Regions from separate parts of the Mus musculus genome. Here all the other regions are linked to region 1. Evidence: chromatin loops called from intact Hi-C (ENCODE). Cell type or tissue: heart. All regions are shown on one strand.

Region 1 (5,000 bases):
GTCAGGCAGTGACCTTAGAAGGGAAGGGGCAGGTGAAGGAGGCAGTGGTGTGGAGAAGCAAAGCAGGTGCTAACTGTGTGCTTTCATTTGCTGCAGGAGGAAGGACTTGATTGATGATGAGGCAGGGATTTACGTTTAATTCAGTCCAAAACTCAGTAGTACTAATAAGATGAAGCTTAAGCATGGTTGTTTATAAATTTAATGAGGAAAAATACATTTGCTCGCTTTGCCTCTTCACATTGCATCACTGTGAGTGATCAGGGAAGTTCATTGTGTGAAGTTCCTATCAAGAAAAGCGTCAATGACTTTAGAGTACCCATGCAGTCCTTTGTTTGGCTTATTTTGACATTAAGTTTGTTGGAGAAAAATTTAAAAACAAAAAAATGAAAGAATTCCCAAGTATTCGGTGTGAGTCCCATGTTTTTGAGTTAAGGTGCTACTTCGGGTCAGCTGACATCTAATATTGGCAGTGTGGATTGTGAGGTCTTGCAGCCACAATTCTAACCCCCTTCAGTTTTACTGCTTTTGCTAACAGATACTTGCTCTTTCACTAAGAAGTAACTTGTACTTGTAGAAATGTATTTTGAAAACATTTCACACTTCAACTTTGTATCCATTTAAATTAACCTTTTTCAATAAAGCACTATTGTTTAGATATTAAATGAGTAGTCCTCTTTTTGAGTAAAGTATGCGGGCCATTGTGAAGATTCAAGACCCCTATTACAACTGTATATCAGAGCAAGATGTTACTTGTATTAATAGCAGGCGTGCTGCGTATATTTTCATCAGAGATAACCCAGATACTCCAAAAGAAATCCTATAGCTGTACAGGTTATCAGATTGTCTGCAGACTACTTGATAAAATGGACAGTAAGACTTCATAGGTAAATTTACTAATTAGAAAATGAAGCAACAACTGTTAAACATAGTGGGAAGTAAAAGTGATCCAAATATATTTCTAATTCTCCATATTTGTAAGAAGAGAGATGAATTAGGAAAACAGTCTTAATTTTTAAAATGTTTGTTTATGTATTGGTTGGAGTTTTTTTTGTGTTTGAGGCAGACTCACTTTTGTAGCCTGGCTAACCTGGAACTCTTTATGTAAATCAGGTTGGTCTCCAACTCAAAGAAATCTACTATCTCTCTCTTTGCCTCTGGAGTGCTGAGATTAAAGATGTATACCACCATGCTCAGATTTTTACGTTTTTCTACCTTTTTATTGTATGTGTATGAGTATTTTGCCTGCCTGCATGTCTTTGTACCATGTGTATGCCTGTCACCCAAGGAGGCTAGAAGAGGAGGGTGTCAGGTCCCCTGGAACTGGACTTAGAGACCGTTGTGAGCAGCCATGTGGGTGCCAGGAACTGGATTTGTGTGTTGTGGAAGAGCAGCCCTTAACAGCTAAATCATCTCCCCAGCCCAGGAAAGTGACTTTAAAAATCTGAATTTGCTCTGGTGAGATGCCTTAGTGGCTAAGAGTACTTGCCTCATAACGTGATCAAACCTGAGTTTGATCTCAGGACTCATAAAGGGAGCAGAGCCACATAACCCCAAACTTTATCCTAATCTGGGTGGATGATCAATCTCTTCGGCCTGGCCTCACTCCGGTTTGTCAGCATGACCCCTGGATTGACCACCCAGTACTATCGGAGTCTTTCTCATCCTCTTGCTCTCTAAGCAGCGTACTGACACTAGGAAATGAGGCTCCTGCTCTCTAAATCACTAGGTTGCTCATGTCAAACCTCATTCTTGCCTTGTCCAGTCCAGCTCCTTTTCTTTTTTTTTTTTTTTTTGGTTTTTCAAGACAGGGTTTCTCTGTATAGCCCTGGCTGTCCTGGAACTCACTTTGTAGACCAGGCTGGCCTCCAACTCAGAAATCCGCCTGCCTCTGCCTCCCAAGTGCTGGGATTAAAGGCGTGCGACACCACCCGGCCCAGTTCCTTTTCTTAATGATGGACATCACAGTCAGTGGCTATGGCAGTGGCTGGTTACAAATAAGGGATAGCCAAGGTGGTGGAGGAAGTTGGGAAGCCTACTAAAATTGCAGACCCAGTCAGCCTGAGCTTCTAGGTTGCCTTGGAGAAGCAGAGAGCCCCCCCACCCACCCACCCTCCAGTGGGCTGAGGCCCTCCCTGCTTATCTTAAGGACTTATTGCCAAAGGCTAGAGTTCTATATGAATCGCTTGGGGGCCTGTGTGGATTTATTTAGCCTAGACTGGTTCAAAGGGCTGGCTCCCTGCAGGCCCATTCGCTTAACCAATGGAAGAAGAAAGTGAGTTTGCTGCAAGTCTGAAGTGGAAGGACCAGAATCCAGTCTCACCATTTTTCATTTCCAGAAAGCCTCAAATCCAGAAAGGAACCGCGAGGGCTTCGAGGACTCTTAGCGTAGCCTGCACCTCAAAAGCGTCCCTTTAGGAACAGCTGGTGCCTAAAGACCACGGTTCCACTATTCCCTGGTTGGGCACCACGGATGGAAGGTAGGAAAGAGCCTAGTAGTCAGGGAGGCCTGAATGCCAGAATAGTCCCGCGAGCTTGAAGTCCAAGGCCCCACCCAGAATCGGGGCTGCCCTGCTTGCCAAAGCCAGGCTGTAGGCTGAGACCCGCCCCTGTGCCAAAAGTCCCGCCCAGGGCCACCCGCATTCCAGAGTCCAGGTCTGGGGTAGTCCTCCCGTTGTTCCAAAGCTGCGTCCAAGATAGAATCCTCCCGTCGCCTTGTCAAAGCGAAGACTAAGACGGAGAACTCGCGGGTTTCCTAAGTCCCACCCAGCACAGAGTCCTCAGGTCCTAAAGCCCCTCCCAGGGCCGAGGACACGCACAGCCCGCCGAAGCCCTGTTGCACCCGCGGAGAAGCTGCACAGCTTTGCTTCTGACTTTATGGGGCTCCCTCGCCCCGCCCTGTCCCATGTGATCACCAATCAGAGCTAGGTGCTGCGCTCGCAGGCGCCGGTCGGGAGGACCCGCCCGCAGGCCAATCGGTGGTGCGTCCGCGGGGGGGCGGGGCTGCGGCGGACGCGCGGCGGGGGCGGGGAAGCAGCTAGCTGTCGGGATCGGGCGGCGCGGGCGCAGGACGTGGAGGAGGCCTGGCTGGCGGCGGCGCAGGCCGGTGTGGCACGGTGAGGACGCGGCGGCCGTGGGCGGGGGAGGGGAGCGAGCCGCGCAGGGGCGCTGGGTTGGGCATGGGCTTCCTTCGTTGGCCGGACCTCAGCGGAACCCGAGCCGGACCAGGCCTGAGGCTGGCCGTCCACCAGAGAAAGTCCACGCCCGGCTCTGAGGCCTTCGTGAGGCGCGCCAGAGTCCGCGTTTGACAACACACGTCTGTGGACGGCCTGTCGGTGGAGGGCGAAGGGAGGGAGAGTCTCGGGTCCAGTCTGGATGTCCGCTGAGGACTGGCTGGAGAGTTGCTTTTGTAGATGGGCAGTCTGGGGAGGGCTGAGAGCTGCAGAGTTCCAAGGAGCCAGGCTGTCAGCAGAGTACTGAGGACAGGAACAGCACACGTGGAGACCAGCTGTCGAGGAAGGGGGGTGATCAGAGTCTCAGCATCTCTCGTGGACACTGAGTGTCCCGTGATGGGTTAAGGGCCACAAGAATGTCCTGCTGAAGACCGCCCCCACCCCCAGGCCAGTGCTCTACAAAGCACCTTGGGAAGCAGCACCCGGAGCCACAAATGAAAGCCCAGAAGGGCATTCTTTTTTCTTCTCGGCCTTTCCTTCAGAACTGAGACTCGGATATTCTTACTCTGCTAAGATCTAGAAACAGTACTGGCCCACTGCCTTTTACTCATCCGAGATTATAAGCACCTTTGCCATTTACACACGTGGCAGTGATTTCTTAAACTCTTTCATGTCCCAGTAATGGTGATGAAAAATTGAAATGAAAACAAGGCATTCGTGAAGGAAATAATGTCGATACACCGTGCTGAGAAAGAATGGAGAGCCTTAAGATTCCGGACAGAATCTTTAAAGGGGTGGCCTTTCTCCCTAGCTTTGTTCTGTTTCCATGAGGTGTTTTTGACTGGGCCACTGTGAAAATATTTGGTAATTAGTGGGTAGCACCGAATTAGAGTCGGTCTTGTGGAGACGGCATTATGATCAGCAGCACAGATTCTCACAGTGTTAGCAAGATGGAAAGGTCATTTGAAATGGGGAGGTATGAAGTAACCTTTACTTGTAGGCCAAATAAAAGTTTTGTGAGTTTCGGGACGTGGGAAGGCATTTGTGAAGCGCTTTGTGGCTGTTTCGTTGTCAGTTCTAAAGTTTTCATATATCCCTGTCCCCCACCGTTTTTTGTTGAGACAGTTTCCATAGCCCGGGCTGGCCTCCAACCCGTCATCCTCCTTTGTCAGCCACCTGAGGGCTGAGTGTAGGTGGAGCACAGGGGTGCGCCATGGCTTCCTATGCATAGCCCCGTTTTAAATAAAGCACGGGAAGACCTTGCCCGGTGGGGTTGTGGATGACTCTCTGGGATACCGCAACCATGTAAACCTCTGCTTCTCCGGTGTCCTTGCCCTGCCACATTGTAGAGATGGTGATTATCGAGTTAGGTTCCTTCCTACAGATTCCTTTACAGAGAGGACTCAGGTGTATCTCTCATTTGCCCCGCCTCAGGTTCCTCATCCATAGAGTGGGTTTAGAATGTATTTACCTCAGACGCTTGTTGCCATGACTAAGAATCAGTTTTTCAAAGCCGCTAAGATGCCCTGCATCCAGTAAGTACTTCATTAACTGTTACTGACAAGTGAAAGGGCGACCTGAGTCAGTGGCAGCGCAGGCTAGCCCTGGGTATTTGTAAGAAGAGCTAGAGACTTGGTGATTCCACAGAGTTATCCCACTTGAAAAGGGGTAGGGTCCAGGGAGGAGCATTGCCTAAGCAGAGATGAATCCATGGGTAATTCTGCAGGACGCCATTATGTCTGTTTGTCAGTTTCCTCCTTTCCAAACACCCCTGCTTCTAGTCACATGAACCCCTTCTGTATTCAGACATTAACAGATTTCTCTAAATTC
Region 2 (5,000 bases), 330 kb before region 1:
GCTGGCTGCCAGGGACGCGCCCCTCCCGCTCCCCCTCCGCACCCCTCCTGCTCTGGCTGGGCGTCGACCCATCGCAGGCACCGGGCCACAGCTGGAACCTATTACGCCCCCAGCGCCTCTCGGGACGTCCCGGCTAATAAGTGACCCTCTGTAAACGTTAGGAATGAGTCAAGTTTGTGCTGCGCCGCTGCTTTCCCGTTAGCGGGTGGCGCCGCTGATGCTCCGGGGAGAGGAGGGAGGGGAGGCAGGGTCCTTCCGGCCTGGAGGGAACCTCTGAATGGAGCCAGCATCACGTCTTTAATCTGAGGACCTAAGGTTCTGTTTGCCACTGGACTAGGCCTTAGTTTCCCCCCCCAGTGCAAAACAGGTAACGATGGCTGGGCACTTCCCGCTCTAACTCTTAGAAAGGCCAGAGCGGCCTTGGTGGTCTGAGCACCCGGAGTCTGCCTGGCCAGGGAGGAAGTAGCAAGGGGAGCCCTGCTCCTCACCAGTGGAGCCCTGCACCCAAGGAAAGCTGTTTACCACCCACTCAGAGCGAGGCTGGGAGGTCCTCTGGAGGAAAGAGAAGAGAGGGCACCTTCCCAAGACCACCTAGGGGAGTTAAATGCAAAGCCTTGGAGAAGGTTAAGTCTTTTCCCAGCCTGAAGAACCCTGGGCTCACTAACAGCATCTGACCTTTGCAGGGCTCTCAGGGACCAGGACAGGCTCTGTCCAGAGCCGTGCAGAATCTGGATATTGGAGTGACTCCAGTCTGGCTAGCTTAAGAGAGGAATGGATACATTTAGGATGCCTAGGTGAAAACCATGGCTTATCTCCACAGAGGATTCAGAGTGGGAACAGGCCTAGCTACGGTTGAGAGGGCCGGGTAAGGATGATGGGGCTACCTGGAGAAGCAGGGCCTCCTCACTAGCCCAGGCCTGGGAGTCAGAACCAGGAGAGCTGCAGGCTAGAAAAGGCCTCCAATGAGCTGGGAGTCGGGAGGCTTCTGAGTGTCACCTCAGGGGACTCTGGGTAGGAAAGGGAAGGCGAGTCCCACTGTGGAAGAGAAGGCGGCTGCTGTCCTGAAAAGTTTTGGGAGTGGGGGCCCCTGGCATCAGTCACGGGTCATTAAGGCACTGCCTTCAACTCAAACATCCTTCATGGACAGGGCAGGTTGGCCACTGTGGGCTAGTCTTAATCTTCAGTCCTTTATCCTATACCTGGAAGCTTCCTGCTGACACAGAACAATACTGCCCACAGGCCCTGACAATGTCTTCAGCTCAGGGTCATTCCTTCCCCAAGACATGTGCCTCCGCCAAGAAATCCTACTGAGAATCTGAGATCCTACAGACCGCGTCTAGGTAGAAACCATGGGTAGGTAAGGTGTTCCCGTGGTGTAGGTGATCTTGAGTTTCAGAGACTTACAACCTGAATTGCCAAAGCCAGAGGCCTATAACACTAAGTGTAAGTCAACAGACTCATGGCTCCGAGCTTTCAGTCAGAAGCTTATTGCTTGAGGTGCTTGAGGCAGTGTTCTGGGCTCAGAGAACCTGTCAGTATCCTTAGTTCTAAGCGCCCAGACTCCTGCCTCTGAACCCCTCAGGACCTCTCCCAAATTCTTCTGTGGCTTTCAGTCCCTGTAGTCCAGGCTCTGCCCTTTGGCTCTCACTGATTTCAGCTCCTTTGCTACCTTTAATTTCTCCGTTTCTGCCCTCCGTGGCTTTTGTGAACACCTCTGCCTGTGTTGTATCTATTTGAGTTCATAGCTTCAGATGCCAGGGCTCTTGGCTCCCGGACTCTTTGGGGGCCTTTAATGCTGTAGCTGCTGCTACTTTTGCTAAGACCTGGAAGCTCAGGATCTTGTCTACAATTCATGCAGCCAGCCCATGCCGCCATACAGCCAGCCCACGCCGCCTCACTCGCACGATAAAGACCACACGTGGACAAACAAACCATCGGAAGGGAAGTTTTTATAGCAGCGGCCAGCAAGCTGCTAGGATATCTGGAAAATGCACCACACGCTTGTGGTCAGCCAGGTACAAGCCCCATGCTGCTCAGGCCCTGGGCTCTTTGTTGAGTTGCTGGAGAAAGTGCTCACCCTTTAGTATGAAAGGCAACAACTACAGAGTGAGCGATGTCGTCGGGAGTTCATCTCACATCCCTGCCGATGATCAAGAGTCGTCGACACCAGCACACAACTTCTAAAACAGGAATTGCAGTCCCAGCACCCCAGGTTGTGATGTTTTTAGCAGCCGTGGGGTGGCTTCCTGGTGATGTTCATGGAACATTCAGAGCAGCTGGACTACCGTGATAACAGTCCAGTTGATTGCCAAGAATGAAGCTGGCAGTTTAATGGCTCTCTGTCCAAGGCAGCCAGGCACAAGGGAAGAGTGACTACTGTCACAATCAAATCTCCTAGCCCTTAGCAGCCTAACTTGTTTGAAGGAAATCACGAAAGGGTGCCTACAACGAGGACTCTGTCATCGATGTTAATGCCCGTAATGTTGGAAGGTATCCTTCCTAGTCAGATGCCTCACGAAGAGCCAGGCTCCTCTGATGTGTCTCACCAGTATTCTAGGATGTGATGCTCACATTGAACCTATGTGGTTTTCTCTCCTGACAGCTCACTAGCTCAGGACCCACCAAGAAAGAGGGCCACTCTAGCTCCCCTCTGGGGTAGGCTGAAGGGGACATCTCTGAGATGCTCTCAGAAGCAAGCACCCTCTGCTGACCTTTGTCACCTTGTGCCTATCTAGTCTCACAGGGTCCAGCACACCCTATATGATGGCTGGGCCTGGGTTCTTGGTCCTTTACCTGTAGTGTCCCCTTCCCTCCCCAGGCTTGTGATCACCGGGTGGGCTTTGGGAGCCTCCCTATCTCTACTGGGCAGACGATCCTAACCATTCCAGGTGGGGCAGGTGGTGGAGAGTGTTTCTGTGAACAGACACAAAGGCACCTGCCCCGGGTATCCCAGAGAAGCTGACATGAAGAGTCGGCCCAGGACTCAGCGCAGCCCGCTTAGCGTTGGGAAGAATGAGCTAAGCTAACCTTGGCCAGGAGTCCTTTCAGATACCCATTCTCTTGATTTCCACATGTTTGCCAAAGCACTGCCAGAGACTGGCACAGTCCCACCCCACAGGTGGAGAGACTAAGGCATGTGGTTTTGGTGACCTGCCTGGCCCCACTCTGCTATCTTCAGGACTCTTTGCTACATCAAAGTGACCTCATGGCAGCTCCCGTTGACAGCACTGGGCTTGTGTGAGGCGCCTGCAAGCTGTCCCGCCAGGGCCCATAAGAACCAGGACTCTTGGATGTTTTTCAGAAGTTGGAGGACACCATCCTGAGTCCCATGGCCAGAAGGGAAGACCGGGCGCTAACTGTGCGAGGAGAAGGTCAACGGGCCTCACCCACTCCTGTGCCAGCCCGTATCCGAGAGATCGTGTCGAGCAGCCTGGGTGAGGAGCCACTCTCAGGTGAGGCTGAGACTGCTCAGGTGCCAGGGAAGCCTTACATCGGGTACTGGAGCCTGGCCTTGGCCTCACAGCAGGCACTGGAGCCTGGCCTCAGGGAACCATGCCATTAGGACTGCCCTGTGTCCCTGGCTGTCCACCTCAGACTCTCCCAGCCCCATATTCCCAACCACCCTCTCTTCGTAGGGTCCTCAGGAGTCATGCAGATAGCCACAAGGCCATTAATCACTGCCACACGGAGCTGACCTCAGCACTCATGACATTGTTACACCATCAGTGTCTTGATTTTATCCATCCTTGTTTTTTTTGTTTTTTGGGTTTTGTTTTGTTTTTTCACCATAGTGAAAAGCCTAAAGGTTGACACTTTAGGTTAGGTTGAGCAGGGACACCCTGAGCTTTGTTTCTGTCACTCATCTAGCCCCACACACAAAGCTTTCTTATCAACACACTGCAGGAACAGGCTCCAAGGAATTCATCCCTACATGGAGGCCAAATCGTAGGCAGGCTCCCTGATGCCCAGCTGCACTTCTGATTCCATTCTGCAGGAGTCTGATGACCCCTTTGTGTCGTAAGGGTCTGTCTAATCTGTCTCCTAATGCCACAGGCTAGCACTGGGCACTGGGAAAGGACAGAGAAACACCACTGCATAAAGCAACTTCTCTCTGTGGGCAGGGTCCTGCCACCCTGAAACAGCAGTCCCACTACGTGCAGACATGATGGGCGGTACCCAGTGTCCCCCACACATGCTTTAATTGTTAGGGGCTTGACCTGGCCATGAATAAGTGGGGTTAGAGCTACTTACCAAAGGCAATAGGGATAGGAGGGTGCTTGGTTACAGGAGAGGAAGTGAATTTCCTCGTGGACTGTTCCAGTTGTTTGGGTAGAGCCCTGGCCTCATCTGAATGCTATACCCACAGGGCTGCGGGAGCCACCAGCTACTACGTCCCATGCACGGGAGGAGAGTGAACTCCTGCAAGAGGAGCTGACACGATTGGAGGACCTGTTGGCCCAGGCGGATGCTGAGCGGGAAGAGCTGGCCAGCAGGTGTCACATGGTCAGCCAGAGGGTGAGTGTGCAGCTGGTACCCACAGGCCAGTGTGCATAGCCTAGCTCTTATCAGAGATCATCTATCAAGACTGGTGATCATTGTTGTGGGCCCATCAGCCAGTCTCAGGACACTGATGGAGAAAAGGGGGCTGGAGGTAAGCAGGAGAAGCAGGAGATGTCCCCCTCAAGTGTCTCTCATCTGCTCCAGGATCCCTGTGGTCCAGGGCCTTACCAATTATAACCACAAAGTCAGCTTCTAAACAGAGGAGAAAGCTAAGGACAGTCCCCAGAACCCAGGCAGAGCTTGTAGGTCCAGCCCTCCTCCCGACCCCAACCTGCCTCTGCTCACCAGCCAGGCCTCAGAATGGGGGGAGCGGGAGGTGACCTCTGAGCTATAGGCTCCAGCCAGAGGTTACCCAGGATGCCTGTGAGCTGGGAAGAGCCTTCTCTAGGATGCTAGGGAAACTGAGGCAGAAAGGTGAAGGCACTTCCCAGGCCAGAGTC
Region 3 (5,000 bases), 290 kb after region 1:
GGCAAGTTCCAGGATAGTCAGGGCTGTTATGTAGGGAAACCTAGTATCAAAAAAAAAACAAAACCAAAAACCAAACCAAACCAAAAAAAAAAAAAAAAAACTTTTAATAAAACAAAACAAGCCGGGTGTGGTGGTGCACGCCTTTAATCCCAGGCAGAGGCAGGCAGATTTCTGAGTTCAAAGTCAGCCTGGTCTACAAAGTGAGTTCTAGGACAGCCAGGGCTATACAGAGAAACCCTGTCTCGAAAAAACAAAAACAAACAAAACAAAACAAACCTTGCCTCAGCAGTTAAAAGCACTTACTGCTCTTGCCAAGGACCCAGGTTTGGTTCCCAGAACTCACATGACAGCTTACAACTCTCAGTAACTCTAGTTACAGGAGTTGTCTTCCTTGGGCAGCAGGTATGCATGAGGTGCACATACAGGTAGCCATTTATATTACACAAAAACGAATACATATTTTTTATGAGGCCAGCCTGGTCTATAAGGCAAGTTCCAGGATAGTCAGGACTGTTATGTAGGGAAACCTAGTATCAAAAAAACAAAACCAAAAACCAAATCAAAAAAAAAACCTTTTAATAAAACAAAACAAGCCGGATGTGGTTAAATACGATGGTCAAATACGACGATGTTTTATCTCAAATACGGCGATTTTTTATCTCAAATACGACGATTTTTTATCTCAAATACGTCGATTTTTTTATCTCAAATACGGCGTCGAATGGTAGGGTAGAGGAAACCTCCCAAGCTGGCCTCTGGTCTCGACGTGCGGGTGTTTGCACACATGCCACACACAGGTGCTCGCACCCTTGCCACACACAAAAGTGTGCATGTTACAACCGGGGAGCAACGACGCAGGTCTTTACACTTGTTCCCAGCGGTTTGCAGAGAAGAGCAGGTGCACGGAGTGATCCTCTAGTTCCGTTTTCTTTTCCAAGTAGGAATTCAGAAGCTTGCCGATTTCCGTTGATCTTTCTAGAAAGACAAAGATACACTCGACTGAAGTCAGACTCTTCACCTGAAGTCTACAGGGGTTTGCACTTAAGTTCTCTCCTTGCACCTACACCTAACTTTCAACCTCCAGACAGCTTTGGACCATCTCTGAAGCCAAAGAAGTCTCCCCGAGAAAAGGAAGTAATGTACGTGCAAGTCTTGATTTCAAAAGTACTTGTAAGACTTTTGACTGGTTGGTTTGAAAATTAAAATATCCTGCAAAGTGGTTGTTCCAATTCCCAACCTACTTAATTTGTAGGATCAGGGGTTGGTGTCCAGTGTACAGGGCGCAAGGCCAAAAGTCAACCTTATGTTCCCTTTTCAGTACTTTTCCACCTTGTGTTTTCAGAGAGGAGCTTCTACCTGAAGCTCAGTTTTGGCTGAACTGGCTGGCTCACAAGTCCCAGGAACGAGTCCGTCTCACCTCTCCAGCGGTTGGATAAGCAACCGTACTAGGTTTTTTTTTTTTTTAACCTGGGAAACTAAACCCAGGCTCTCATTTCAGCCTGTATTTTATTAACTAAGCCATCTCCACCAGCCGGGCCCTCCCAAATCAATGACCAATGAAGAAAATGTCTTCCAGGCTTGTCTGCTGGCCAATCTGGTGGGGCCAGTTTTCTCAATTGAGGTAGCTTGAGTCAAACTGACATAGACTAGCCAGCACACGCATGCACAATAATAAATAAATAGATGTTCTAAAAGCTTTTAAAGATACTAAGACTACAACCCAAAGAGAGAGTGAGGGAATTCTCCAGGCCCACCCGCGCACCGGGGAAACGCAGCAGCTCCGCTCTGTGGCCCGAGGCGCACAGCGCGGTCACCAGCTTGAGGCCCTGCGTGGTCTTGCCAGCACGGTCCACACCCTCCAGCACGATGAGCGCTCCCCGACGCGACGCCATCGCCCGCACAGCACCGGTCAACTTGCCAGGTTCCCGCCAATGTTAGATGCAGCAGAAGCCCGGCGTGCACGGAAGCCCTGCCCTCTTCCGGTTGGAAAACGAATTCTGTGGCCTGCGGGGAACAGCTTCCGGACGTGACGTAATCTAGGCCCGGGAGTCTGCAGTTTAGCGAGCGCCAACTCGCGGAACTTCCGTTCGCCGCTCCCGAAGAGCACCAATCTTAAGGACTGTGGTTGCGCAGGCTCTGGTCACGTGGAAGTTCGAGACCTGTAACGGAATCAAATTTTTATGCCCCTAAGCGCGCTACTGAAGGGTTCTAAAAGTTTCTTATCACACACACACCTGCGCGCGTACAGGAGCCATGTGATGATCAGGCTCTGAAAGGAGTTAAGGATAGGAACATCGACCCCCAAGATGTACTTTCTGCAGCATTTTCGAACCGCTCAGGAATTTTCCTTGTCGTTTTAGTGTAAGTTGGTGGAAGGAAATGGGTTTATTTGCAGCGTGGGCAGAATTGAAACCACCCCCCCCCCTTTTAAATTCCTTTCCCCCTAGCAGTGTTTTTACAGACAAAATAAAGTCAGGGAAAATACATGAGCAGGAGGCGGGCAAATCTCTGTGAGTCTGAGGCCACTTACATAGTTTCAGGCCAGCCAGGGATACATTGTGAGACCCAGGCTCAAAAACCCAAACAACAGTACTCTAGAGGAAGAGAAAAAAGGATCCGCAGTCAAAGGCTGGGCTGGGTTATGTTTTGCCTAATGAACAAAGATTCCATACCCAGCACAGAATAAATTGGATATAGTGAGTGACATAGCCTATAAACCCAACATTTGGGAGGTAGATCAAGGTTTATGCAAACATTTGAACTAACACCCAAAGAAGTGACACAGATGCCAGACACATATGTAAAAATGTGCAACACAAACATATTGTTAGGAATCATGAATTAAGATAATTTCACCTCTTCGAGAATAGCCCAAATCTACAATTCTAACCCTTCATCATGCTGGTGAGGACGTGGAGCGAAGGAGACTGTCAGTGCAGAGGAGAAGGCAAAAACGGTGTGGAAGATAGCTTGGCTGTTTCTCAAGAAAGCACTCTACTTTTAACATGAAGTCAATATTTACCCAAATGGGTTGGAAACTATGTCTGCACACAAATGATTGTATCAGCTCTAGCCACATTTGCCTAAATATGGAAGCAGCTAAGATGTCCTCCAACACGCAAACTGATAAACTGGTAATTACACAGTGAAATAATTTTGAAGTAAAAAGTGAATTATCAGTTACTTACTAGGACATGGAGGAACCTGAACTGTATAATGATAAATGCAGCCAGTCTGAAAAGACTGTGTACTGTAAAATGCAACTACATGGCATGTTAGCAAAGCAATACTACAGAGACTCTAAAACGTTTATTGGTTACAAGTATGCGTGTGTGTGTGTGCGCGCGCTATTGTAATAGACCAAAAGAATTAAAGGCAGTGAAAAATATTCTTCAGGATGCTATAAGGGGGATACTTAATACTTCTCAGAAATATTAGAGCCCACCAAGAGTGGACTCTGGTAAACCCTGGATTTTAGTTATATTGTTTCATTAACTGTAACAGAGTTGCCGTAGGAATGTAAAATGTATTTTTGCAGGCATCGAGGGGTGCGTGGCTTCTTCACGAAGTGCGAGTCAAAGCAACCGAGGTCCAGCGTGGGCACGCCCCCCTCGGGACCAGACAGCCACAAAGAGCATGGAAGTTAACCGATGCCTGTGAGGGGGTCTCCTTCCGGGAGGCCCCGTCAGCCAGGAGAAACCACAGGCAGCGGGTGTCTGAACAACGCGGGAAGAGCGGCAGGTGTCGGCTGGCAGGTTTGGCGCCAGCACACGTGCAAGCGGAGTCCCCTGCCAGGGCTTGGAATCCGGCTGGGCCAGAGACAGAGCTTCCACATTGCAAACTGCGAACCGAGCACATCGCCCATCCGCGTTCCCTCAGGGCAAGCCCCACAGCGCCGCCTGGCGACCACAGCCGGCCGGAAGCCTAGGGGTGGCCCCTGAGTTGCCCCGCCCACTTTCCGGCCAATCGGAGCACGCGGCTCATGAATAGTGAGCGCGCGGCGCCGCCCCGCCCCGAGTCCGCGGCACCGCCCGCTCGCGCAGACCCCGAGCGTGGCCGAGGCGAAGATGGCGACTGCCATGTACTTGGAGCACTATCTGGACAGTAAGCACTCTGGCCGAGCCGCCGCCCGCGCGGGTTCGCGCCGCCGCCGCCGCCCCCGGCCCACCGCGATCCGTGCGAGGCTCCGGGATGCGGAGGAGGATGGGGACTGATCATGGGGACTGTGGGGGCTCACGGCGGGTCTGGGGCGGGGCCGCAGATGGAGGGCGTGGGGCGCGGCGCGGGGTCCCGCCGCCTCCGCCGCGCCAATTCCAGGTGCGTCACGGAGGGGTGTGGCCTGGGGCTCAGCCCGCCTTCTCCGCTTCGGCCACACCCCCGACGCTGACCACGCCTCTGTTCCCGCCTCTCTACTTCGGTCTAGGTTGCGGGGAGGCCCGCCCCTTCTTCACCTGCGGCTTGTGGTGCTCAAATCCCTCTGTAGAGCCAAAGCCACTGTGTTTGCTTGTGGAGCTGTAGGAAGGAACTCTAGGCTAGTGGGGTGCCTTTTTCGAGGGAACTCGTGCTATCACGAGCCAGCCCGGTAAGGGAGGATGCTCTGTATAACGGGTTGACCTTTGACATCCCAGAAATTGGCAACTCCGTTTATTTATAGACCGTGAGATTGGCTCCCAGCAAGAACTCGGAGGAGGATTATTTCCCACTCTATAGTGGAAGAATTGAGACCCTTTGGAGGGAGGTAGATCAAGCCAGTGGGGCGCCCATTTTCTCCTTGGGCCTGGGCAGTGGGACTCCAAGGTGAACTATCTTTATTCTGATGTCCATCCAGTGGGCATTCTGAGGAGGGTTCAAGGAGAGTTCATTTCACTGCTGACATTGTGTGATGGCCCCTTTCTGCTCTCTCCACCTGCCCTGTGCCACCCATGCGTTGGCAAGAGCCCTATTTCTCTACAACTCACTGATTAGTTGGGGTACACACACACACACACACGCACATATAT
Region 4 (5,000 bases), 65 kb before region 1:
CATCTCCACTGGCTAAACTCAGAAGAATACGACAGGAGCCCAAGATTTGGTATCTCAGCCTTCTGCTGGATTGAACCACACAAGTCAGGACTGAATATGACTCTAATCTGATTTACAAATACCACTAGAGAAAAGAGTGCATGGCATTCGTGGGGTCCAGCTCTTCTGCCTCCTCCCTGTGAAGGCCAAGCAACAGAGACATCTATGTTCTCAACTCTTCTGGCCTCCACATGCAAGTCTCCTCAAGTGGGTACAGCCCCTCCAGTCCCTCAGGATTGAGGCCACCCCCACCACCTTTCCCACAGGAAACTGTGGTCTGTCAGCATCCAAACTTGGATATTACAATTTGCTTCTTAAGAGCATAAATGAGCATGGCAGAATAAGGTTAGTTCTCAACACAGAACTTGAACTAAAAGAAGAGAGGTAGAAGCCCAGAATCGGGGAGCAACAGGGCCTCCTGCGGGAGAGCAGTGAGGCTGTGGCAGCTGGAAACCTGTTGTTAATCCAGAAAATAGAAAAAGCTGTATGTGAAGAATCCTTCTTGATTCTGAACAAGGAAGTATTTAAATTGATTCCCCTGTGCTAAGTTGTGCCAACTACTTATGTAAGGGGCAACACTATGCAAGGAGAATTCAGTTATGCTTCAGAAAGAATTTCCTATCAACCTCAGCTAGAGGGACTCAAGTTCTTTATACTGTAGGCCAGTCTACATGGAGGGCACTGAAAACCTCCACCTTGAAAACCTTCAGCTGAGATGCAGGTTTCTCTTCCAAATTTGAAACTTCACTTTTACGTCCTCAGAAGCTTTTCGAAGGTGCCCTCTCCCCACCAAATACCGAAGAGTACAAACTCCAAAATTAAAAACAAAACCCAGCTATGCTGAGATCACAAACTATGTCTGTGACTACCAAGGCCGGCCCAGTGCATTACCCAGCTCTGGAAGTCAGAGACCCAGCCTGGGAGGAACTTTCGCAGATGCCACCTCAGCATGGCCCTCCCACCGGCCAAGAGCGCCCGCGGGCGGGGACAGGCTTAAAGGGACAGTATCCTGCTCGGCCTCCCTGCCTTTCATCCAAATTCGGTATTTTTCCGTAATGTATTTTTCACCCATGGACCCTGGGGCGCATCCAAGTAGTACTTGGGCCGGGAGTCCTCCAGTGACCACGTAGCCAGACGCCGCAGGTGAAGGTGCAGCAAGGCACCGCGCGGGACATAGGGGCCCCGGGTGAAGATCCCAGCTTGACGCGAACTAGGGCGCCACTGACCTAGCTAGGTCCGGTCCACAGCCCGTACGGCCGGGCCGAGCTGGGGGGAAGGGGTGCGGGGGAGGGGCCGGCTCGGCAGCCCACGTCACCAACCTGGCCAGGTCGTTCCCCTCCCCCATCGCGGCGGCCCGCCCGGTGAGCTAGAAGTCCAGGCGGTCCGGGCCCGCAAGCAGACCCGCGGCGCGTGGCGGACTTGGGAAAGTTTCTGCGCTCCGGCGCGGCCATGCGCAGAGTGACACGTAGCGGCCCCCGCCCGTCGCGGTAGCTGGAGACCAGGAGCCTGTGCGGCCGGGGAGCTGAGGAACCGACCCCAGCCGTGCTCAGCGGCGACCCCCCGCCGCCCCGCCCCTGGCACCCCCGCCCACCAGCTCGCCCGATCCTCACTCGTGAGTGTGACCACCCGAGAGTCTGTCCGTCTGTCGCTGCCGCTGCGCGGGAGAAGCCGGGACGCTCCGAGGCGCGGCGCCCGGGCCGCCGCTGCTATATAGGGCGGAGGCTCCAATCCCGCCGAGACACGTCAGACCGGCCGCCCGCCCCGCCCGCTGCGGGGTCCCTACAGCGCCCGGGAGCGGACCAACTCTTTAAGAGTTCTGCGGCCTGACAGGGGGCGAGGAGTTGGTAAGTTAATTACCTACAGAGAACAGGCAGGCCCCAGAGCCAGAGGTGCCAGAGTTGAGGCCACCAGAAACTGTGTCACCAAAAGAGAAAAGAAAGCTCTGAGGACCTCAGACAGCAGACAGCCCGGAAAACCATTTTACCATCCCCTAGAGCACCCCCTGATGGAACACATTCTCATTCTCTTCGGGATCTCTTCCTCCTGCTCCCACCTCTACTGCAAATCCTTACTCCATTCCTCAATGTCCAACACAACAAACTCCAAAACTTTCGAAGCCCTCTACACAGTATTATTCAGTGTCCCATATGTACAGACCAGCCTGCAGTGAATTCCTACCTCTCCCATACTCAGTTGGGACAGAGCAGAACCTCTGCCCTCAGAATGCTTCCTCCTTTGAAAGGACTAGTTCTGCCCTGTTGCGTTTATTGACAACTACTTGAAGAATTTGTACACAATCATTATTTTGAACCTCTCCTGAGGTGACATGAGCACACTTCTGACCTATACTGGACAGTGATATGCAGTGATATGCATCAGCACAGAATAGGCTAGTAACCAACAGCAGATGCCCCCACCTTCTTTTCCCCACTTCTGACAACTTTTCACTGTGTAGATTTGTCTCAGCTTCCTTCTCTAGTGTTTGGATTACAAGTGTGAGCCACCAGGTCTGGATAATATGTGCCTTTCTTGTGGGACAATGGTATGTGGAAGGGCTGAAGAGGCCTTCTGTAGTTGTCATTCTAAGGCTTACAAGCATTTGCAGCAGTGAACAAAATAAGCAATCAGACTTAGTATGTACTTAGAAGGTAGCAGCACGGTGATGGGCTCTTGATTGAGGGACTGGGAAGAGCTGCCCTAACTAGACTTTAGACTGAAGGACAAGGGGGGAAAATGGAATGTGCTGGAAAGAATGGGGATGGGGCTGCTGAATAGGAAACTATCTGAAAGTTGAGGTGTCAGAATTGAGAAGTCCAGGAGCCAGTAATGCGGCTGACAGGAACACCACAGTTCTTCATGACATAAATCTCTGAAGGTACTGCTTAAAAGACCAGAGGGCATTTCCAAGCTGCCAGCATAGTCACCGAGTGATAGAGCTTCTTAAAGCCTCTGTAGGCACCAAGTTGTCTTTCCTTCTGTGTTATTATTACTGTGCAAGGTGTCTTTCCCTGGTGATTAACCAACCAGCAACTAGAAGAAATGTTTTTGTTGTCATTCTTTTGTTCCTGAGGTCTCGGGCTGTGAAAAAGTTAATGTGGAGAGGCAAGCACCCACCAGTCAGTATGTCTGCTGTCAAGGGATCTCCAATGGAGTTAGTAAGTCCACATTAAGTACAAGCTGGCCCAGTGCCTGGCTGTACAGAGGCCTCCATGAGTGTGGTGGTACCCTGTAATCTCAGTACTCAGAAGGCTGAGGCGAGTACTGGGAGTTCAAGGTCACAGTAGGCTACAAAGTTATATGATGTCTCAAAAATAAAACAAAGCATGGACTTAATGAAAGCATTATTAAATCAAGGAGGGTGTGGTAACATTAGCTTATCTCAGCACCTGAGAGGTACAGCCACGAGGGTTAGGAGCTCAAGACCAACCTGGCCTTTCTATATAAGACTTTATCTGAAATGATAAACATGCACCACAAAACATCCCAGGTGCTCCTGGGATGCTAACAATTATGACTAGTTACTTTCAGTATACTGAAACATAGAAGTGTCAACTCTAGATGCCTCAAAAAGTGAACACTGGTCTGCAATATTTTGTTTTTCATACATCAAGGAACATGGAATAAGAATCCTGATTGCTAGCCAGGCGTGGTAGCGCATGCCTTTAATCCCAGCACTTAGGAGGCAGAGGCAGGCGTATTTCTGAGTTCGAGGCCAGCCTGGTCTACAAAGTGAGTTCCAGGACAGCCAGGGCTACACAGAGAAACCCTGTCTCGAAAAACCAAAAACAACAACAAAAACAACCAAAAGAATCCTGACTGCTTAAGGTGAAATGTTAGAACATAGTAACACTCTCCAATTCCCCAAATCATGATTCTCTAAAAGGGCTATAGCCTAAACAGAAAGTAGGTCTAAGGGGAAAATGAGAACACCAGCAACATAGTAACAACTAGATCTCTGGCTGGCCTGGGCTGAGAGACAAAAGCATCTCTGGGGAGTGCTTAGAAACATGGGACTACAAGTTCTTTAAATCCCCATTATCCTTTAAAAAAATTAACAGACAGGAAGTAGGTATCCTCAAGATGGAATAAATTTCATAACAGGATAAAAATATTGACAGATCAATTACAGTATAGAAGCTGAAAGTCCAAAGTTCAAAGAGTAAGATGCAAGAGGGATGAAAACACGGCTCAGCAGTTAAGAGAACTTACTTAACAATTAGGAGAACTGGAATTTGGATCCTAGCACCCATGTAACAAACTGGGCATCCATATAAACTTCTGTAGAGCACACACACACACACACACACACACACACACACACAGTGCAGACACACCCCTCTTTCTAAAAAGAGGGTAGAGAGATGGCTTAGTGGTTAAAAGCCTTTGCTGTTCTTGTCAAGGACCCCATCTTGATCCCCAGCACCCACATGTAAGCTCACAACTGTTTATAACTCCAGATCCAGGGTATCTGGTGTTCTTTTTTGGTTTCCCTAGGCACCATGTGATAAGCAGACATAAATGCAGGCAAGACACACATACACATAAAAATAAACTTAAACCCCACAGACTAAGTGTGTGGCACAGTGGTTAGAGCATATGATTAACATTCATAAACCCTGGCTTTGCTCCCTAATGCCATAAAAATTTGTAAAACTGCAATTGAAAAAAAAAATAAAAAAATTAAATTGTATAGGATTAGACACAAGAACCTGAAATGATATAATTAAAAGCATGAAATAAAGAAATAACCCACAAACATGACATTAAATAAAACAAACATAAGAATGAACAACAGAAAGATGGTTAAGAATCATGGACTGGAATTTGAGATCTGACTATGTAGCTTGGTGGAAAATTGCTTGCCTAACACGTGGCAGCTCCTAGGTTTGATTCCTGGCCCACCAAAATAACTTAAAAAAGAGTCTTGTTTCCTCAGTTTCTTCAAAATGCAGAATTGTTCT
Region 5 (5,000 bases), 120 kb after region 1:
TGCCTGTTTTGTTGTTGTTGTTATTGTTCTGTTTTGTTTTTCTGCCTGTTTCTGCTCCAGCAGGCCCCAAAACACTTTTTCAAACCCTTCTTTCTCTAACCACTTGGCCTCTACTGTCTCCTCAGATGCTACAGCTCCACCATGTGTAGTTTTGAGACACCTTGAAAACCATCTCAAAGATCTCCAGAAGGTCTAGTTGAGGACTCAAGGCAATACAGTCTTATCACTGGTTCAGTCCAGTGCTTGTAGCCTAAGAAAGCCTGTTAGAGAGAAGTCAAGCCATCGGCTAACTACATGACCCAGGACCACTATCCTTCCAGTTCTCAGTAGCCCTTTTCCTACTACTCAGGCTCAGACACCACATCCTCCCACACTGCTCAGCCATACTGAGAATTCTTAATTGCTCTCTTCTGGGGGAACCTAGAATCAGAACTTGTCCACTACAGTAGCCGAAGAAGGATACTTCAGGCCAGGTATTCACTCACACTGCCTCAGAGGAAAAGAAAATAACAGATCCCAAAGCCAGAGTTCTAGACTTTGTGCAAGGAAGGTGGGAACCCTAGTCTTCAAAGTCTACGTTTTTTGGGTACCTATAGCTGTGAACCAGTCAGCCTAAGAAACAGTATGATAGGAGCCTTTCTGGCATGGTCTCTGTATTTACACCTTTGAAGCAGCCCTAGTCCCAAACCCAGCCAATCACAGACAGCTAGCATGCTGATCTGGGTGGCTCAGATTTCTCTTCTGGACAGAATGTGTTATGAACCATCACTCAAGCCATCTAACTTACTCTGAACAACTGAGACCCATTCGCTCTCCATTCCATCCTAGGGATATTATACTTACAGCCTCTGGCCTTTCTGCCAACATGCCTGCTGTGTATCACCTCTCCAAAACAAGAGGAACAACTCAGCACACATCCTCCCTCATCTACCACACACAGTCACACAGTGCTTGCCCAGAACCATCTGGTCCTTCCAGAGATGGGCAGGAACAGGCCGGGTAAAAGGTAATCTAAGGCAGAAGCACAGGCTACAGGGGGAAAGTACAAGCCTTATCACACAAAAGGAGCAATTTCATAGGACTCTATGGCAGCCATCTTGGGAGAAAGCAGCCCTACAAAGGTTTTGTGTCACTTTCAGAAGCCAAGTATGTCTAGGCTGGACACAGGCCCCTAAAAAGACAAAAAGGGTGTTTTCTCTTTGAGAAAGGTCCCCTAGCCATCATTACTGTACTCCTTCGCAATTCATAGCTCCAATTTGTCATCCTGGGACCTTCATAAGCTAAGCTTAAGTCTCTTAAAAATAAACTAGAGGCAGATTTTTTTTCTCTCTCTCTTAGTATGTTATATAATTAGAGGCGAAATGTCAAAATGTATTAAAAATGTGTTAGCTTAATTCAGCATCAGTTAGCAAGCTCGGGATCCCATCTGTGACAGCTGGGCCAAAAGCCCTCCCCAACAGCTGTGAGTAGTCTTCCAGGCTGGTTTGGTTTCCTCCAAGGAGCCCTGCCTCCAATTCCTGCCCACAAGCAGCGGACGGACATGCTTCCTGTCTACACAACCAGTTCTCAAGGATGCAGGGAGAAGGGGGGTCAGGGTGGGGTGGGGTGAGCGGCTGCACTGTCCTCAGGAACTGATTCCTTCACTGTGCAACTGTCAAGCCTAAGCCTATCTAAACCAAGCCCTTAAAACGCAAATCCCACAGCTAAAGCCAGAGGAAAATCAGCCGCCAAGGCAGCTCATTCCACTTCACTAGCTGTCTGTCATATTGCTCTGAAATAACAACACCACAAATAAAATAAAGGCGAGAAAGGGGGTCCAGAGAGCAAACCACCGAACCCTCTGACCCTACGCAGCCCTCATCTCCTGTGCGGTCCCGTGTCGGGGTTCCATCCCGTTAGCCAAGGAAGGTGGAGTCCATCTTCTGGGAAGGTGCTCCGAGCCTGGGTCAAGCAGGTTGTGCCCAGGGCAGGTTCCTGCACCTGCCCCCAGCAGCTCCCGAGCAGAAGCGCTCGCCCCGCAGACGTTCCCTGGGGCTCACGTCTTCCGCAGGCGCTGGCTCGGCACAGGCCAGAGTTCCAACGGCCCCAAGACGCGCCCCGAGGCAGACGGCCTCCGCCCCTCTCCCGCCTCAAGTGGACAAATCCGCTCCACAGCGAACCACGGACTCGGGGCACGCCGACGCCCACACTCACCTGGTGCGCGAAGCCCCGGAGGTGAGCCATGTCCCCGCTGACGTGACCAGTCCGTCGCAGCCGCTCCGCCCGCTCGCCTCAAGCACCTGCGAGAAACCGCAGGCCGCTCGGTCAACAGTGGCCAGGGGGACCCGTTCCGTGGCGTCCCTCCACCCGCGACCTCCGGTCCCGCGCCCAGGGCCCCCGACCCGCCCTCAGGGCGTGCCCGGCCTCCCCAACATTCAGGCGAGGCCCGCTGGCAGCGCCCACCTCCGGGCGGCTCCATCTCGGACTCCGGGCCCGCTTCGCAGTCCCCACGGCGGCTCACACCGCAATTCGGTCTCCCGGAACGCCCAGGCCTCCCAGCCCGTGAGGTGGAGGCAGCGGCTCTGAGCAGGGCGTCGTGGCGAGCGCGAAGCTCTGTGGGACTAGGAGTCCCGCAGCCCGCCCCGTACCCCGGGCACGCAAAATTGAGACTACAAGTCCCAGCAGGCTGCGCGGTAGGATGAGGTGTTACGCAAGTGCTCCGGGGCCCTGATGGCGACAGACTACAAGTCCCAGGAGAACTTGCGGTGGGCGGTCAGTGGAGAGGCACAAATGCGCCACAGATTGGATCCGAACCTTGAGATATGCCCGAGCTGGGCTGCCCCTCCTGTCAGGCCGCGCGGTGACGGGTGCAGCGCGTGCGCAGTTGCCTTGACGTTTTCTAGGCTTTTTTTTCTCTTTTTTTTTCAGCCCTCCTCTCATTTTCCCAGTTCTGTTTGCCAAGCTTCTGAGACCCATACTGTGTGCCTGGAGTGCGAACCCACATTACCCTCATATCCTGGTGCTCCAGCTTTAACCGCAGTGTGACCTTCTTGTCTGCGCTTAGCAACACACACACACAAGGAGTACGCCCACGCGCGCCCTTAGAAAAGTCGCCCATTGTTGGACAAGTGCTTCTCTCCTGCCTCAGTTTCCCTATCTGAAAAGGTTTAATCGTAGGTCCCCAGGACATGACCTGGCGCTGGGAAGAGTTGTGTGGTCCAGCGGGGATTTCCAAAGGTTGGAAGATGCCTTTCATCCTGTGAATTCAGTATGAGTGACTAGTCAGCAATGTCCACTTCTATGCAGTCTCCTAGTGTTCCACGGGAGGGAGATTTGGCTCCATACTGTGTCCATTCCTATGACGGCTCAGTGCAAACCACCATAATGTCCCTACTCCCCAACTCATAAAGGCTTGTTGTTTCTGTTCTCTGGTGGATTTTCTTCCTGGGCACCATCCTGGAACCTTAAACCTTGCATGCAAGACCTTGCATCAGATTCTTTAACCGCCAAATTTTACTACATGTTGATTAGGTTTTCTTTGCTGTGTTTTTCCCCAGAAGAAAATAGACTTCCAGCAAACAGCCCTGCCCTGGATCCTGAAGCACCTTGGTTTCCTCCCCTCCCCCGCCCCAAGGCATCAACAATAGGGGCAAATATTTTTATTGCCCCTGAAAAAGATCATCTGTAGGATGGCCTTCAGCCTACCTATCCCTCCTATAGAAAAGTCTGAAATTAGGCAAGGCCAACTCTATTAAGACTTATTTATGTACATATATGTGTATGTTAAATGTGAACAGGAACCTACTGAGATCTGAAAAGGCCTGGATCTGGAGTTGCAGAGGGTCATATGCTGAATGGCATGGGTGCTAGAACTAAATTCTGGTCCTCTGGAAGAGCAACAAGAATTCTTAATGATTGAGGAATCTCTGTAGGCCTTTATTTTTGATTTTTAAGACAGGACCTCATTCTGTAGCCTAGGCTGGCTTAAAACTCTCTATGTGGCCCTTTTTGGCCTCAAATTCACAGCAGTTCTGCCTCTGCCTCTGCCTCTGCCTCTGCCTCTGCCTCTGCCTCTGCCTCTGCCTCTGCCTCTGCCTCTGCCTCTGCCTCTGCCTCTGCCTCTGCCTCTGCCTCTGCCTCTGCCTCTGCCTCTGCCTCTGCCTCTGCCTCCCAAATGCTGGGGTTATCCATATGAACCATCAGACTTCATGTGAAAAGCCCTACTCATGAGATTAAACTTCGTATTGGTTTATTGCTTTGTTCTTGGGTCAAATAGATATTGAAGAGTTGTTGGCTGTTTAGGAAGACTTCCATGTAGTTTATCTATAAAACACTTCCCAAGGGTCTGGAGAGATTTTCTTTTCAGCTGTTAAGAGCACTGGAGACTTTTGCATAGGAACCAGGCTTGGTTCCCAGCACCCACATGGTGGCTCTCAACTATTGGTCACTCCAATTTCAGGGGATCCGAGTCCTCTTCTGGCCTCTGTGGGCATCAGGTACACAAGTGGTACACAAACATCTGTGGATGTGAATGACTATACATATAAAATAATAAATTCATTGTGTCTTAGTGAGGGTTCATATTGCTGTGATGATATGACCAAAGCCACATGGAGAGGAAAGGGTTTATTTGGCTTATAATCTACAACACTGCTCCTCACCAAAGGAAGTCAGGACAGGAACTCAAACAAGGCAGGAACCTGGAGGCAGGATCTGATGCTAAGACAATGGAGAGGTACTGCTTACTGGCTTGTTTTTCATGGCTTGTGCAGCCTGCTTTCTCATAGAAACTGGGGCCACCAGTCCAGGGATGGCACCATCCACAATGGTCATTGTCATTGTCATGATTATTGGAATATCTCCTGTCTCAGTGATGTATAAAGATTGTTTCCCATCACCTGGAATTGGTTTCTGTGGTGATTTGTATATGCTTGGCCCAGGGAGTGGTACTATTAGAAGGTGTGGCCCTGTTAGAGTAGGTGTGTCACTGTGGGAGTGGGCCTAGGACCCTCACCCTAGCT
Region 6 (5,000 bases), 220 kb after region 1:
AGTGCAGGGCAAAGGTAAATGGCAGCCCCACCCTCTTCCTTCAGCAGTCCTGAGTAACTGATGTCCAGACATTAGACAGACGCTGCTGATTGAATTAAACACACACCAATTGCTTTTCTGCTTGGATTAACTAATTTGTCACTGTACTGTCTGCCTAACATCTTAAAGAATGTATAACGGAGCAGAAAAGTACCATTTTTACCAACCCTGTGCCTCAGCTGCCAGGCTCAGAAGACAGAGCTTCTGCATGTCTAATGGTGCTTTGGCATCTTCCTGCCTGGCATGGCTTTGGTCAGTCTGTAAGTTATCGAAAGGCCCAGGCAGCCCGTGAGCAAGGTGGCACTTACGAGAAGTTGAGCATAGGCTGACCCACGTGGGAGATGTGCACCTCCTCCAGGTACTGGAAGGGCTGCAGTGTCGGAAAGGTACCAACTCCTGGCGGGTCTGACAGCCAGGTACCCAGCATCCAGGACAACGGCTCCACCACTGGATTCAGCTTGGGAGGCTCTGAAAATGAAAGGATGGAACAGTAAATGACTCGCTTCCTCCAGTCCAGATGACTTTGGCCACACTTTGGGTGGAGGCCTGCATGCTGCTGGAATGTACTTTTGCCACAATAGCCACATACCCTCAACTGCCCCGTGCTGAGATCATCTTGGACCTCTGCAGCATCCAGAGTCTGGGGAGTGAGGAGGATGAAAGGGAAGCCTGAGCACCCAAGCCCTGGGACCAGAATGTAGCATGGGAGGAACGGTGCACAAGGAAGAGAGAACAGGTGGGCCACGGAAGCAGATGTGAAAAGCAACTGGGGAGAGGGAGGCCATGCTGGAGCCGGAGGCTGACGGTGGCCAAGAAAATGGCTTCTCCCTTTTATTCAACTGTGCCTCTTCCTCACAGCAGAGACTGTCTCCTTTCGTAGGTGTGAAGGTGGCACTCTGGCTGGCACGCTGAGGAGCTGGAAGCAGCTGAAGGACAATGGGGCAGGCTGCTCTATGAGGCAGCTCAGTGAGGATGGGATAACCCTGAGTGCTGCGTGAAGATGTAGTCAGTAACTGAGTCACATGACCTACAAGGTCACCCCTGCTCTCACCCTGACTCTGCCAGAGGTTGTGCAGGGCCTCAGAAGAGCCACCAGGCTGATTCTTACATGTGACCAGGATACTTCTGGTACCTTCCTACAACGTAGACCTCGGTCTGGAAAGCAACTCATGGGAGGGCAGAACTGGAGACAGAAGAGCTCCTCAGTGCAGGTAGAGTCTTCATCAGCCAACACACACACACACACACACACACACACACAGCCTTTCCAGACCAACAGCTCAGAGTGTGTTCTCCAAGACAACTAGGTCAGCCTTGGGAAGAACACAGGCAGAGAAGACAACGTAGAGGAGTCAGTTGTCTCCCAGCATGTGGGGTCCAGGAACTGAATGCAGGCTCAACAGACTTGGCAGCAAGTGCTTTTACTCACTGAGTCATCGGGACAGAACTTAAAAATGTTTGTTATTGGGTCGGAGAAATGGTCTAGCTATTAGCCCTTCTTGCAGCAACCACATGGGGGCTCACAACCATCTGTAATGGGATCTGATGCCCTCTTCTGGTGTGTCACCAAAGCAATGGTGTATTCTTTATACATAAAATAAATCAATAAATCTTTTTAAAAAGCAAAGCACTTCTTGCTCTGGGGAGGACTAAGGCTCAGTTCCTAGCACCACACGGCCATCCATAACTCCAGTCCCAGGAGACTTGACGCCGTTTTGTGACTTCTTCAGGAGCCAAGCACACCCTTGGTACACATACATGTATTCCGGACAAAACATTTTCACATAAAATAAAATATATAAATGTAACACAAAAAATTTAATGTATTGTTTTTATTTACATAAATTTTTGTGAGTCTATGTGAGTGCAACAGGTCTAATTCTGGATCTCTTTACTGGAGAACAGGCAGACCAAGGTCCTGTCTACTCCCTACCTTTAGGGTACCTAGTTGGCCTCCACACCTTAGTTGAAGCCTCTACCCCAAGGGGCAGGGGCTGGCTAGAAAACACTCCAGTGGGGTGTGATCTCAAACTATTCCAAAACAGGGCATAGGGAACTCAGTCATTTTGAGCAAGACAGGGCAGTCTGCTGCCTCACTCAATGTCATGATCTCCAACAACACCTAAGACCTTTGGTGTAGGCCAATACTGGTGCCCTACTCGGTCGGTTTGGGTGCCTATAAGCTTGCATGTGTATCACATGCACAAGGATGCTTGTCTTGTGAGGTCCTGTGCCTGACAGTTGGCAGTGTCTTCTCCATTCTCCTCCCCTTTCATTTTGTTCCCCCTGCAGGCAGGATAAGGATGATCTAGGTCTGCCCCCTAGGGTGGGAGGCTTGCAACAACAGGCAGAGCAGTCTCCTGACTGGGCACACTCAGGACAAGGTGAAGCTGTGTAGGTGACCCCAGGAAACACCTTGGCTTCCCAGGAAGGTGTCAAGTACCCTCTCAAGAGGCAGAGCTGGAATGCAGCCCTGCACTAATGTTCACACCCACACCCGGCTCTAGCCACATACACCATATTGAGGAAGTCTCAATCAGCCTTACAAGTTCCAGACCAGACAGCCCTTGTCAGAATCCACGACGCCTCTTCTGATCCCCAGTGTCCTCTGCAGCCCCTAACTTGTGTCTGGCGTTGTCCTTGTTTTAGACCCTGTTAGGGTCACTCAGCCCTCCCTCCTGAGGTTCTTCTGTCTGAGTCAGTACTGAGTGACATGTTCCTCCAGCAGAAACACGCTCAGGCCCTGCTTCTGTCTTCACACTGCTTCCCAGACAGTGAGAGCAAGGGAGGACAGTTCTCAAATGTCAGATGAGAGACACAGAGAGGGAGGGTAGAGAAAGAAGGAAAGAAACAAGACAGGGAGAGACTAACACTGGTCTTGCTCTTTCTTCCTCCAATCTGTCAGAGGATCAATCCGGGATGCAGCATCATTTCTGCCTCTCCCAGGAATTAAAGTAATTAAAAAGGCGAGGGTGCTCAGCTTGAAGCATGCCGACCTGAGGTGGATACCTAGAGCTCACAGAGTGGGAGGAGAGCACGAACTCCCACAAATGGGTGTTGGCCTGGACTCGGTCCTCTGGAAGAGCAGTGAGCACTTCTAACCACAAGCCGTCTCTTCAGTTCTTAGTTCTGTTTCTGAGTCAAGTCTTCCTCTGTGACTCCAGCTGACTATGAGATGCTGCTGTTCACCTTCCAGAGTCCCGGGAAGAGCTACCAAGTCCAGCTACTAAACCCTTAACATCTCAACGCTGTTGCCTGTGCAAGACCAGTCTCCATAAATACCAAAGACCAAAAGGTGGGGTGTGAGTGAGCCTAACTCAGGAAGAAGAAAGATGAAGCAGAACCCCAGAGCAGTATAAATAACAAATGTTCTCCATAGTATTAGGCATTTGAACTCTTGGTCCCCACTTGGGGCAGGTTTGGGAGGGATGGCCTCGTTGGAAGAAGTACCTGACTGTGGGCATACTTGCCAGTCACCATGCCTGCCACTTCCTGCCACGTCTTATCCTCGGGAAATCATAAGCTCAAATAAACTCTTTATTCTGGAAGTTGCTGTACTTGTGGTGTTCTCTCACAGCAGTGGAAAAATAACGAAGACAACTAGGCAGCAACGGAAGAATGTAAAAGTGAAGGCATACAGGCACAGGCAGTGCGGCAAAGGCCCTTAATGGGAAGACACATGTGAACAGAGCTTACCCAGAACACACAAGACTCAGAACTTGAAACAACACTGCAAAATGAAACAAACATACCACCCCCAAGTCCAAACTATGGGCCACAATAATATACATAAATTTAAAAATTACTGTTTTAAAAGGTGAGCATAGAGTAGGACCCAGCAATAGCTTTACCCCCAGGGACAGGTCCAATAGAAATTAAGTACCCACCAAAGTTAGACCTAACTATCTGCAGCTGCAGGCTTCACTACAGCCACAAGTAGAACTCACATCCAATGCCTGCCCAGTGAGCCGCAACACAGCATGTCCAGAGGAGGGACATTATTCAGTCGTAAAAGCAAACGATTCCCAACTGAACCACAAGAGGTAAGCCTGGGTGGGAGAAGTCAGACCAAGAGCAGGGATCACCTGATTCCACTCTTGGGAAATGTTCAGGGTTCCCACTGCACAGAGGGAAAGCAAGTCAGTGGTTCTCCATAGTGGAGAAACAGGCCTAACGGACAAGCCCACAGGGGAAGGACAAGGGTGCTATCTCACCGCTTGCCTCAGCTTCCAGCACCCTATGCTTGCTGCACACCTGAGGTGGCCAACTCTGTAGCACTAGAGATGTGGCTTCCCAAAACTCAGTCCAGAAAAATAATTTCCAGTATCCCAGAACAAAAAACTACCAGTCACTTAGAGAGATGATGGTACTTTGGATAATGATGTCAAGTAACATAATTGTTAAAATTAATTATGCTAGTTTCCTTTACCTTCTTAAAGCAGTTACTAAAGAGTTTAAGATAGGGACTGGAGAAATGGATGGCTCAGGAGACCTAGGAGCCCAGGACATGTCATGCTGGGACACAGATCCACTGTTGCGATATTGCTAACTTTAGAATTTCAGTAAGTTAAGACACTGATTTGGGGATATAACAACTGACCTGTTCAATTATAAACAACTGGTGGTATGAACCACATATTCTTGCCCTGGCTGTTTGATCTACTAGTTAGTTAGGCATGGCACTGTTGGGCATGGTGTCTCTCCCTCCACTCTCCTTTCCTTTGGGTAGAGGCTGAAAAGGCCCTGGGTATTTTGGACTAATCGATATAGCCCTCAGCTACATCTCAGAATAGCCTTCAGGCTGTTTAGACTCACCCTGGGAACAGGTTCCAGAAAACAGCGAGTGCTACAGGAATTATCCCACTGAGTACTCTGTTACACAGCTCAACAAAGAGCACAGGGAAGCAGACAGCAGATCCTGACATGAAATACCTGTGAGAGCTAGGTGGGCACGGGATGGT

The links. Hi-C counts contacts between places; a loop is a spot of excess contacts. Peaks named below come from ENCODE experiments on the same cell type or tissue, not always from the same donor. Only the 100,000 strongest peaks of a DNase experiment are listed, where the experiment ranks them.
Region 2: a loop joins it to region 1, with 4 times the contacts of the local background. A loop is called at or near these places in 15 of 42 quality-filtered maps.
Region 3: a loop joins it to region 1, with 4 times the contacts of the local background. A loop is called at or near these places in 6 of 42 quality-filtered maps.
Region 4: it touches region 1 in a loop (6-fold over the local background); 12 of 42 quality-filtered maps call a loop at or near these places.
Region 5: a loop joins it to region 1, with 2.5 times the contacts of the local background. A loop is called at or near these places in 8 of 42 quality-filtered maps.
Region 6: a loop joins it to region 1, with 3 times the contacts of the local background. A loop is called at or near these places in 14 of 42 quality-filtered maps.

The regions. Positions count from the first base shown.
Region 1 is chr1:93,509,072-93,514,071 of GRCm38, forward strand. Septin2 (septin 2) reads left to right here. Exons shown (of 13, transcript NM_010891.2): 13 at 1-662. It overlaps Farp2 (FERM, RhoGEF and pleckstrin domain protein 2), which reads left to right and starts at 3,033. Exons shown (of 27, transcript NM_145519.2): 1 at 3,033-3,113. In heart, no CTCF peak of the experiment used is centred here; DNase peaks (open chromatin) are centred at 2,960 and 4,350; H3K4me3 peaks cover 2,083 bases; H3K27ac peaks cover 1,690 bases.
Region 2 is chr1:93,176,707-93,181,706 of GRCm38, forward strand. It overlaps Crocc2 (ciliary rootlet coiled-coil, rootletin family member 2), which reads left to right. Exons shown (of 32, transcript NM_001310428.1): 2 at 3,302-3,452; 3 at 4,367-4,515. Among named protein-coding and RNA genes, the nearest start is that of Crocc2, 11 kb to the left of the region's middle. In heart, a CTCF peak has its summit at 2,240; a DNase peak (open chromatin) is centred at 2,291; H3K4me3 peaks cover 627 bases; H3K27ac peaks cover 1,207 bases; H3K27me3 peaks cover 3,253 bases.
Region 3 is chr1:93,799,936-93,804,935 of GRCm38, forward strand. It overlaps Dtymk (deoxythymidylate kinase), which reads right to left and starts at 1,999. Exons shown (of 5, transcript NM_001105667.1): 1 at 1,763-1,999; 2 at 867-975. The coding sequence starts at 1,892. Ing5 (inhibitor of growth family, member 5) reads left to right here and starts at 4,030. Exons shown (of 8, transcript NM_025454.2): 1 at 4,030-4,104. The coding sequence starts at 4,068. In heart, a CTCF peak has its summit at 1,984 (motif pointing left); DNase peaks (open chromatin) are centred at 2,006 and 3,956; H3K4me3 peaks cover 4,163 bases; H3K27ac peaks cover 3,808 bases.
Region 4 is chr1:93,443,931-93,448,930 of GRCm38, forward strand. It overlaps Hdlbp (high density lipoprotein (HDL) binding protein), which reads right to left and starts at 1,771. Exons shown (of 28, transcript NM_001301364.1): 1 at 1,650-1,771. In heart, a CTCF peak has its summit at 2,034; DNase peaks (open chromatin) are centred at 1,011 and 1,751; H3K4me3 peaks cover 2,909 bases; H3K27ac peaks cover 2,545 bases.
Region 5 is chr1:93,633,105-93,638,104 of GRCm38, forward strand. It overlaps Stk25 (serine/threonine kinase 25 (yeast)), which reads right to left and starts at 2,623. Exons shown (of 12, transcript NM_021537.3): 1 at 2,443-2,623; 2 at 2,194-2,279. The coding sequence starts at 2,223. In heart, a CTCF peak has its summit at 3,310; DNase peaks (open chromatin) are centred at 1,517 and 2,697; H3K4me3 peaks cover 2,980 bases; H3K27ac peaks cover 2,471 bases.
Region 6 is chr1:93,724,810-93,729,809 of GRCm38, forward strand. Thap4 (THAP domain containing 4) reads right to left here. Exons shown (of 6, transcript NM_025920.3): 3 at 348-507. Among named protein-coding and RNA genes, the nearest start is that of Thap4, 28 kb to the right of the region's middle. In heart, CTCF peaks have their summits at 1,583 (motif pointing left) and 2,361 (motif pointing left); a DNase peak (open chromatin) is centred at 2,372; H3K27ac peaks cover 1,138 bases.